2 separate regions of the Homo sapiens genome follow, and region 2 is linked to region 1. Evidence: read pairs that join two places in POLR2A ChIA-PET (ENCODE). Cell type or tissue: K562. All regions are shown on one strand. Each heading gives the region's core, and the rest is flanking DNA. Links, peaks and the distances in the headings are about the cores only. Region 1 overlaps LDLRAD2 (low density lipoprotein receptor class A domain containing 2). Region 2 overlaps USP48 (ubiquitin specific peptidase 48).

Evidence for each region. Peaks named below come from ENCODE experiments on the same cell type or tissue, not always from the same donor. Only the 100,000 strongest peaks of a DNase experiment are listed, where the experiment ranks them.
Region 2: POLR2A ChIA-PET joins it to region 1 with 5 read pairs; 3 of 35 experiments call an interaction of 5 or more read pairs at or near these places.

Annotation. Positions count from the first base shown.
Region 1 is chr1:21,819,935-21,824,290 of GRCh38, forward strand. LDLRAD2 (low density lipoprotein receptor class A domain containing 2) reads left to right here. Exons shown (of 5, transcript NM_001013693.3): 4 at 1,516-1,677; 5 at 2,268-4,356. The coding sequence ends at 2,281. It overlaps HSPG2 (heparan sulfate proteoglycan 2), which reads right to left. Exons shown (of 97, transcript NM_005529.7): 95 at 4,187-4,270; 96 at 3,682-3,785; 97 at 2,310-3,554. The coding sequence ends at 3,382. Among named protein-coding and RNA genes, the nearest start is that of LDLRAD2, 9.8 kb to the left of the region's middle. RefSeq lists an enhancer at 1,689-2,555. In K562, for the core only: no CTCF peak of the experiment used is centred there; a DNase peak (open chromatin) is centred at 2,627.
Region 2 is chr1:21,743,433-21,747,758 of GRCh38, forward strand. USP48 (ubiquitin specific peptidase 48) reads right to left here. Exons shown (of 27, transcript NM_032236.8): 8 at 3,635-3,717. Among named protein-coding and RNA genes, the nearest start is that of USP48, 38 kb to the right of the region's middle. In K562, for the core only: no CTCF peak of the experiment used is centred there; no DNase peak of the experiment used is centred there.

The sequences.
Region 1 (4,356 bases), core at 357-4,356:
AGCCAGAGTAGGAGCAAGAGAGAGTGAGTGGGGAGGCACTGCACACTTTTAAACAACCAGATCTTGAGAGAACTCACTATCTTGAGAACAGCACCAAACGGATGGTGCTAAACTATTCATGAGAAATCCACCCCCATGATCTAATCACTTCCTACCAGGCCCCACCTCCAACACTGGGAATTACAATTTGACCTGAGATTTGGGTGGGAACACAGATCCAAACTCTATCAGAATATATTTAATGCCACTGAACTGTACCCCTAACCATGGTTAAATGGTAAACGTTATGTGCTTTGCCACAGTAAGAAAAGCGGCAGCCCGCTGGGCGCGGTGGCTCACGCCTGTAATCCCAGCACTTTGGGAGGCAGAGGCGGGAGGATCACGAGGTCAGGAGATCGAGACCACAGTGAAACCCCGTCTCTACTAAAAATACAAAAAATTAGCTGGGCGCAGTGGCGGGCACCTGTAGTCCCGGCTACTCGGGAGGCTGAGGCAGGAGAATGGCGTGAACCCGGAAGGCGGAGCTTGCAGTGAGCCGAGATCCTGCCACTGCACTCCAGCCTGGGCGACAGAGCGAGACTCCGTCTCAAAAAAAAAAAAAAAAAAAGAAAAGAAAAGAAAAGCGGCAGCCCTGCCCCCACCAACATGCGTAATTTTTCTCACTAGCATCTATCTCCTTTAGACATAAATTCTATTCATGTGTTTTGTTTCTCCCCACACTAAACTCCCAGTGCCATGAAGACATATTTGTCATGTGCTCATGGTTGTATCCCCCAGTTGCTAGAGCCATGCCTGGGGGCATAGGAGATGCTCAAGAAATACTAGTCAAATGAATGGAAGAAGGAACCTCTATGCCTCAGTTTCCTTATCTGTGAAATGGGGATAAACCTCACCCTTCAGAGTTGTTGTAAACTGTGAGTGGCATACATAGGTAACGGGCCCAGCACAGAGTGTGGTGCTTGATGCACAGAAAATGCTCATGGCCGGGCATGGTGGCTCACGCCTGGAATCCCAGCATTTTGGGAGGCTGAGGCAGGTGGATTGCTTGAGCTCAGGAGTCGAGACCAGCTTGGGCAACATAGTGAGATCCCGTCTCTACAAAAAATAGAAAAATTAGCCAGGCATGGTGGCACGTGCTGGTAGTCCCAGCTACTCGGGAGGCTGAGGTAGGAGGATCACTTGAGCCTGGGAGGCAGAAGTTGCAGTGAGTGGTGATTGCGCCACTGGACTCCAGCCTGGGCGACAGAGTGAGACCCTGCCTCAATGCTCAGTACATGTACACCCTCTTCCTTGGGAAGTAGCTCCACTCATAGACCTTAGGCCCTGGAGCCAGACCATGTGAGTTCAAGTCCTCCTATCACTTCCAGCTAATTGAACTCGGCAAGTGACAACCTCTCTGTAAAATGGAAACACAGAGTGACAAACTCAGGGAAGTCTTGTGAGGATTGAATGAAACACACAAGTGTCCCAGAAAGGGCAGTTCTCAGTGTGCTAGTTCTGTTCTTTCCCATGCAGGTCCCTCTCCGGTGCCCAGCCAGACAGGAAGTACAGATGCCCATACCTCCAGATCCCTGACTCCCTCCCCAGCTCTCGGGTCTGCAGGATCCCTCTGGATTGCAGCTGAGAGGAGTTCCCCAGCAGGCAGGGACCCCACGAGACAAGACGCAGCTTTGGAAGGTTACACCTTGCTCCTACTCTTCCCACCAAAATCATACCTGTCCCTCTCTAGGTGATGGGGACGGGGCAGAGGACCCAGGCCGAGGCCTGAGTGGACTTTCTCTTCCCACAGGCCCCCAGCTCTGAGGGGTGGCGCTGGCCTCCTCGATGCTCCTGGCCTCTGCTGGCCTCCTCCTGGGCCTCCTCTGGTGCTGTTGCTCTCCCAGCTGGCTGGCCTGGCAACCTGGTGCCCGTGGCCTCTGCCTCCACTGCAGCACAGCCTGTACCACGTGCTACCCATGTCCCAGCCAGGTCTCCCCAGGGGGCTGCAGTTGAGTGGCCCAGCCTTATAGGATCAGGGAGGCCATCCCTAGAGGGGCTTCGGGCACATGGGAATGATACTAGGCTCTGGGGTCAGACTCTTTGGGTTCTAACCCCCTGGCTCTCTGTCTGATGTTGGACAGGCCCCCTAACCCTCTGAGACTCAGCTGCCCCTCTAGAAAATAGGACAATTCCTGCCTCACAGGGTTGGGGGCCTGGGGGCCTCGCTGATCCCAAGCCAGCTTGCTTCACCCCCAGATCTCACCTGCCCTGCTCTGCCCCATCCACAGGCTCCACTGAGTGAAGCCCTCATCAAAGACTCAGGAGGCCCCTGGCGGGGATAGCACCGTTTATTAAGAAAAATCAAGACAAAGACCACAGGAGGGTCCCTTCTAGGACACAGAGGCCAGGCGTCCCAACCCCACAGTCTGGGGGCCACTGGCAGGATGGCACTTGAGCTGGATCTTCAGGCTCCTGCAGATGGGGCAGGGTGGTCATATCCCCCTCCTCTCTCTCTCAGTCGTGAGTCCTGCCTTCCCCCACCTAAGGCACTAGCTCTTCCTGAGCACCAGCGGCATCCGTCCGTCCGTTGTCTGTTGGAGGAGTCCCTGGGCCTTCACTTCCAGATGGGTGGGGATGTGGCCTGGGGTGGGCGGGGCCCGGTGGGCGGGGCCCTATCAGTGCTGGGCTCTGCCTGTAGCAGCTCCTGGTAAGAGTTGGGGTGGGCCTTCCCTTACAGCCCCTGAGGGAGGGACCCCAGGCTGTGTGCTGGCAGGAGGGGGTGGGAATGCAGGCCAGGAGGACGTGGTAGGAGGGGGAGTCTGCCAGAGGAGGTGCCAGGGGCTGGGTGGAGGTGGGTGGGGGTGCTGAAAAACGAGCTGGTGGGGATGGGGACCGCCTGCCCAGGGGTGAGCTGCCTTTTGCTCCACAGCCGGCACTAAAGACAATTCCCAATCCTGAGTGGGTGGCAGAGACTCCTGCGATGCCCGTCTCAGGTAGCTGTGGGGCACCAGCCCACAAGCCGAGGTTGGCTCTCCTAGGAGTGAGAACTGCCCAAGGGCTGCAGAAACAGGCCACCCAGCTCTATCTGGGGGCTCCATCGGTGGGTAGGGGGACAGTGGGGGCAGTTCTGGGCCCACCCAGCCACTGTTCCTGACCCCAAGTCCTGGTGACTTTCTGAGGTGCCCACTCCCATCCAACCTGCCTTGCTGGCCAGCCTTGTGGCTTTGCCCAGCTGTGTGTGTGAGGGTGGCATGCCCACCTCCAGTCCAGCCCAGGGCGGTAGCAGCAAAGCGTGGCATCGCCTCGGTTTCTTACAAAAATTCATAATAATATTAATAATAATATACTCGACATTGTCGGGCTGGGGCGTGGCCCGGGAGTCCGTGTGGGGCAGGCAGGTGCCTACGAGGGGCAGGGGCGTGTGTTGGCCCCGGCCTGGGCGCGGTGCTGCAGGTCCAGGGGCTGTGGGGGCGGGGCGCCGGGTCGGGCCGAGTGCAGCACCAGGTTCTTGACACAGCCTGTGATGCCTGAGGAGAATCTGCCCCCGGTCAGCGTGGCCACGTCAGGGGCTCCGCCTGCCGGGAGGTGAGAGGACAGGGCCTGTGGGCTCCAGCAGCCCAGGAGGCGAGGAAGGCTGGGCGAGCTCTAGCCCTAAGGGAGTGCCGTTCCTGCCCCTGCCCTGAGAAGGAGCCCCAGACTTACCGATGTAGACGCTGCCCTTGGCGTTGACTGCCACGTTGGGACCTGGGGACCGGCCGCTGACCAGCTCCTCACCGTCGACTTGGATGGAACCTCTGCGGCCCTCCCTGCAGTGGAACTGGGTCAGGCCCCTTTCCACAAACTTCCTGGTCCTCCCCGGCCCCACGACAGAGTCCCCTCCCTCTGATATCGAGACTCCAGACTCAGAAGTCTGTCCCTGTTTCCCAAGCTCTTTCTTTCCCCCGCTGAACGAGAGATCGGGCCCCACAAACACAGCTTCCTCATTTCTGCACCCAGGTTTCCTCCCACTCCTGGGGCACTCGCCTGCCCCCAGCGGAGTTCAGTCCGAGATGGAAGCCCGAGCCCTGGCTGGTGGGTTCTCCCCTCCCCTGGCTTCAAGTTCTGTCTCCACAGAGCTCAATACCTGCCTCTCTGCCCATGGTAGGGGGCGTCCTGCCCCACTCCAGAACGCTGGGCCCCATCCCGAGTGCCCGGCAGGGTCCCTTACCGCAGTGCTGTCACCCGGTGCCACTCGCCGTCATTGATGGGGTCCTCAGAGACCAGGCGGGCCTCCCCACTACCCAGCTGGTACCTGCAGTCATCCAGGCCCAAGAAGTATGAGCTGGGGCAGGACCGGGGGGTGGGGTGCTGGGACCAGGGAAGGGAGAGGAAGGGCCA
Region 2 (4,326 bases), core at 1-4,000, 77 kb before region 1:
GGGCATCACCAGTGGGGTTCCTCTCCCACTACCTTCAATAACCCAGGTGAAGAAGCAGGGGCAGCAGAGTAAGATTTAATTATGGGTTACGCTGTGGCTGGCAATATCCCAGGAGAAAAAAGAGTAAACTAAGCTATGTTTAGGGATGCATGCTTATATAGTAAAATGCTAAAGAAGAAAAAAAATAAAAGAAGCATTCCACATGAAAGTCAGATAAGTGGTTACACTTAAGGGGAGGAAGGTGGTTTTAACTGTGCAACTGGGAGGGGCACAAAAGGAGGCTTCCGGGGTACCAGAAATATTTTTCTTTCTTGATCTGGGGAGTACACATAATTCATAATTCACTAAGCCATGCATTTTTGTGTTTTGAACTTTTAGGAATATGATATATTTCAAAATTTAAAAAGAAAAAACTAAAATATGCTGAGATACATGAAACTTCAACTATAGAAGGACAAGGCAAGGTAAGGCACTGAGTAAGGGCTGAGCGAGGGTGGAAGGCAAGATCACTAAAAAAAAGAAGTTGCTACTGGGTCAGCTGGAAGGAGCGTCTACAAAAGAATCTTAATAGTATTCCCTATATCATTAATGAAGACAATAATCCACAGGTATCAGCAGTAGCTGTCTTTATTACCAATAGACAGCATTAAAAATGTTGACATTACCATTCTTGCAGATAACCTGGATTTATATTCATCAATTCATTGAACTAATCAATTTTAAAATTAAGGCCAGGCGTGGTGGCTCACACCTGTAATCCCACCACTTTGGGAGGCCGAGGTGGGCAGATCACCTGAGGTTGGGAGTTCTCGAGACCAGCCTGGCCAATATGGCGAAATCCCATCTCTACTAAAGATACAAAAATTAGCCAGGTACGATGGCATGCGTCTGTAGTCCCAGCTACTCGAGAGACTGAGGCAGAGAGAATTGCTTGAACCCAGGAGGTGGAGGCTGCAGTGAGTCGAAATTGCACCACTGCACTCCAGCCTGGGCGACGCAAAATTCTGTCTCAAAAAAAAAAACAGAAAAAGAAAAAAACTTCAGAATTAACATAGTTTTTAGGCCAGGTGCGGTGGGTCACGCCTGTAATTCCAGCACTTTGGGAGGACAAGGCGGGCAGATCACTTGAGGTCAGGAGTTCAAGACCAGCCTGGTCAACACAGTGAAACCCCGTCTCTACTAAAAATACAAAAAATTAGCCAGGCATGGTGGCAGGCGCCTGTAATCCCAGCTACTCGGAAAGCTGAGGCAGGAGAATTGCTTGAACCCAGGAGATGGAGGGTGCAGTGAGCCGAGATCATGCCACTGCACTCCAGCCTGGGCAACAGAATGAAACTCTATCTCTAAAAAAAAAAAAAAAAAAAAAAAAATGCTAAGCTTTTAAGTCCCCAAGGAATATGGCAAGACTTGAGTTTGAGAGTCAGGGGCTAATGTTCAAAAATGAGGATCCCTCATTCTAAAGATGTCTGCATATCTGCAGTCTCACCATTTAAAGAAACAGGTGGATTCTCCTTTTAACAACAGATCTTCTTTTGGATCCATCTTTTGAGCTTTGCATGGATATGTGTGTACAGATTTGTGTGGTTATGTGTGGGTACGGGAAAATATAAATACTAATTATCTGGATGACAAAATTACATATGGTTTGTATTTCTTTTCTTTATGCTTTCTGAATTTCCCAAATTATCTAGAACAAATCCTATGCAATTAACAAAAGTTAATTGTTTTTAGTCTTCTACCTATATAAGGTACAGCAAGCATTACGACAGCGTGTAAAAGACAAGCCTATAACTATAAACCACTAGATTGCTTTTACCAGTCCTAACAATTCTAAAATGAGTAGATAATATTTATTTATTTATTTATTCATTCATTTATTTAAAAATTAAGGAGACAAACATGGTGGCTCATGCCTGTAATCCCAGCACTTTCGGGAGGCTGAAGTAGGAGGATCACTAGAGCCCAGGAGTTCAAGACCCCGTCTCTAAAAAAAAATAACTAAAAATTAGCTGGGCCTGGTGGAATATGCCTGTAGTTCCAGCTTGAGCCCAGGAGGCTGAGTCCGTGATGAGCCGTGATCACATCAATGCAATTTATAGCCTGGGCGACAGAGCCAGACCCTGTCTCAAAAACAAATTAATAAAAAATAAAAAATACTATATTTAGTAAACCAACATACCAAAATTAAGTATTTCTACAGGTTTTGATCTAACACGTCCTTTTGATAAATATTTTCTTTATAGCATAAACTGGGCAAATATATAATAAACTTAGTAAGTAGTAATAGTAACAATTCAAACTCATCCAGTCAAGTCAAGCAAAGTGCTCATTTCACATCTCCTAAGTTTCTGGACTGGGAAGCCACTAACCCATTAGATTTTCCTCAATTTCAATTGCCTGAACAAAGGAGGCAGGAAGCAAACTACTACATAAAGTGAACTATAGCTAAGTTTATTTATTCAACAAAATTTAACAATCTAACATTGAAGTCCAAAACTGAAGTTGAAAACAGTTTCCTTGTTCCACAGAGGTACAAATTTTAAAGTACAGTACTGAAGAGTATCATACATTTGAAAGCTTACATATTTATTTAGCACATTCCTCCCCAACTTTCCCAATCATGTCTCTTAAAGGTTTTTACAGCTTGCTTCCATTGTAAGCTGCCTCCAGAAATGTCTCTTAAAGGTTTTTACAGCTTGCTTCCATTGTAAGCTGCCTCTAGAAATTTTTTATTTTTTTGGAAAGAGATAGAGTTTATAAAATAATTTCTACATTAAAAATTTCAGGTTGGGGGCAGTGGCTCACGCCTGTAATCCCAGCACTTAGGGAGGTCAAGGCAGGTGTCCCACTTGAGGCCAGGAGTTTGAGACCAGCTTGGCCAACACGGCAAAACCCTAAAGTGCAAAAATTAGCTGGGCTCCCTTGTAGCCTCCCAGCTACAAGGGAGGCTGAGGTTGCAGTGAGCTGAGATCGTGTCACTGCACTCCAGCCTAGGCAACAGAGCAAGACTCCGTCTCAAAAATACATACATACATACATAATATTTTATAAGTACTACAATCAACCTTAAAGGGAAGTAAAACAGTCCTTTCTCTAGTAAGACTCAACCTGTTTGGTAGGATGAAGACTACCAAAAGAAAAAAGCAGTACTTATTTCTTGTTAAAACAATGATAGCATCCTAGGGCGTATCAGTAGTTGCAGATATGAAAAATGAAAGCATAAATACTGGAATTATGCCACCTAATGTTTCTGGGACAACGTTTTTAAAAAAGTGAATAGAGGCGCTTGGAGACTGTTAGTTTTGAGAAATGATAAATAATAGTATTGAAACTAAGGTGGCAAGTGCGGGTTCAGAAACAGTAAAATACCTTTTTCATTTTTTACAAATTATTTTTATACCCTTAATTCTGTACATATCGATGAACCACCTCATCTTTGCTATATGCTTACTCACACAAAATGGAATTAACATCTTGGCTCTCCTAAAAAAGTCTTTGTTCCCAGACAGAGGTTCCCAGAGAGAGATTAGCAAACAAAAATTGGCAATTGACTGCTATTCTATATTAATCACAAGCCGATCACAAGTTAGAGTCTCTGAGCATTATAATGTTTACTCCTCAGTAAAAATATTACCTTTATGTTCCACATAAGGCTCCATATCCAAAATTTCTGAGAAGCCAATGTAGGTATTCAGCTTTTTCTTATGTCCAGTTTGCCTAACCAAGAGGAAAGCTGATTATATTTACATTTAAAACAATCATAATACAATATATAAGCTCTATTAGCTATTTTAATAAACTCAACAGTAGCTAGCTTTCACTTCACAATCTTCCTCCAAAACATGTACAATTAGAAGTAAACAGAATATTGTTTTATAGCTGGACAAATATGAGGTTAAAAAATGTGAATGCGAAGTGCTGATTCCAAACACAGCTTATTTTCCAGAAGTTTCAACTTAATCACAAAACAGATTATCCTGCTTTACAGAAGACATGCACATGTGCAAACATTGCCTTGATTTTAATTATAAAATGAAAAATACATTCCCATGGCGGGGGTGTAATGAGTACAAAATTTATTCTATTTAAAATAAAGGACAATACAGAAGGTCAGGGTAATTCAATTACTTGCAGTTTTTCTTTCTTTTTTTTTTTCCAAGACAGAGTTTCACTCTTGTTGCCCAGGCCGGAGTACAATGGTGCAATCTCGGCTCACTGCAACCTCCGCCTCCTGGGTTCAAGTGATTCTCCTGCCTCAGCCTCCCCAGTAGCTGGGATTACAGGCGCCTGCCACCACGCCCGGCTAATTTTTGTATTTTTAGTAGA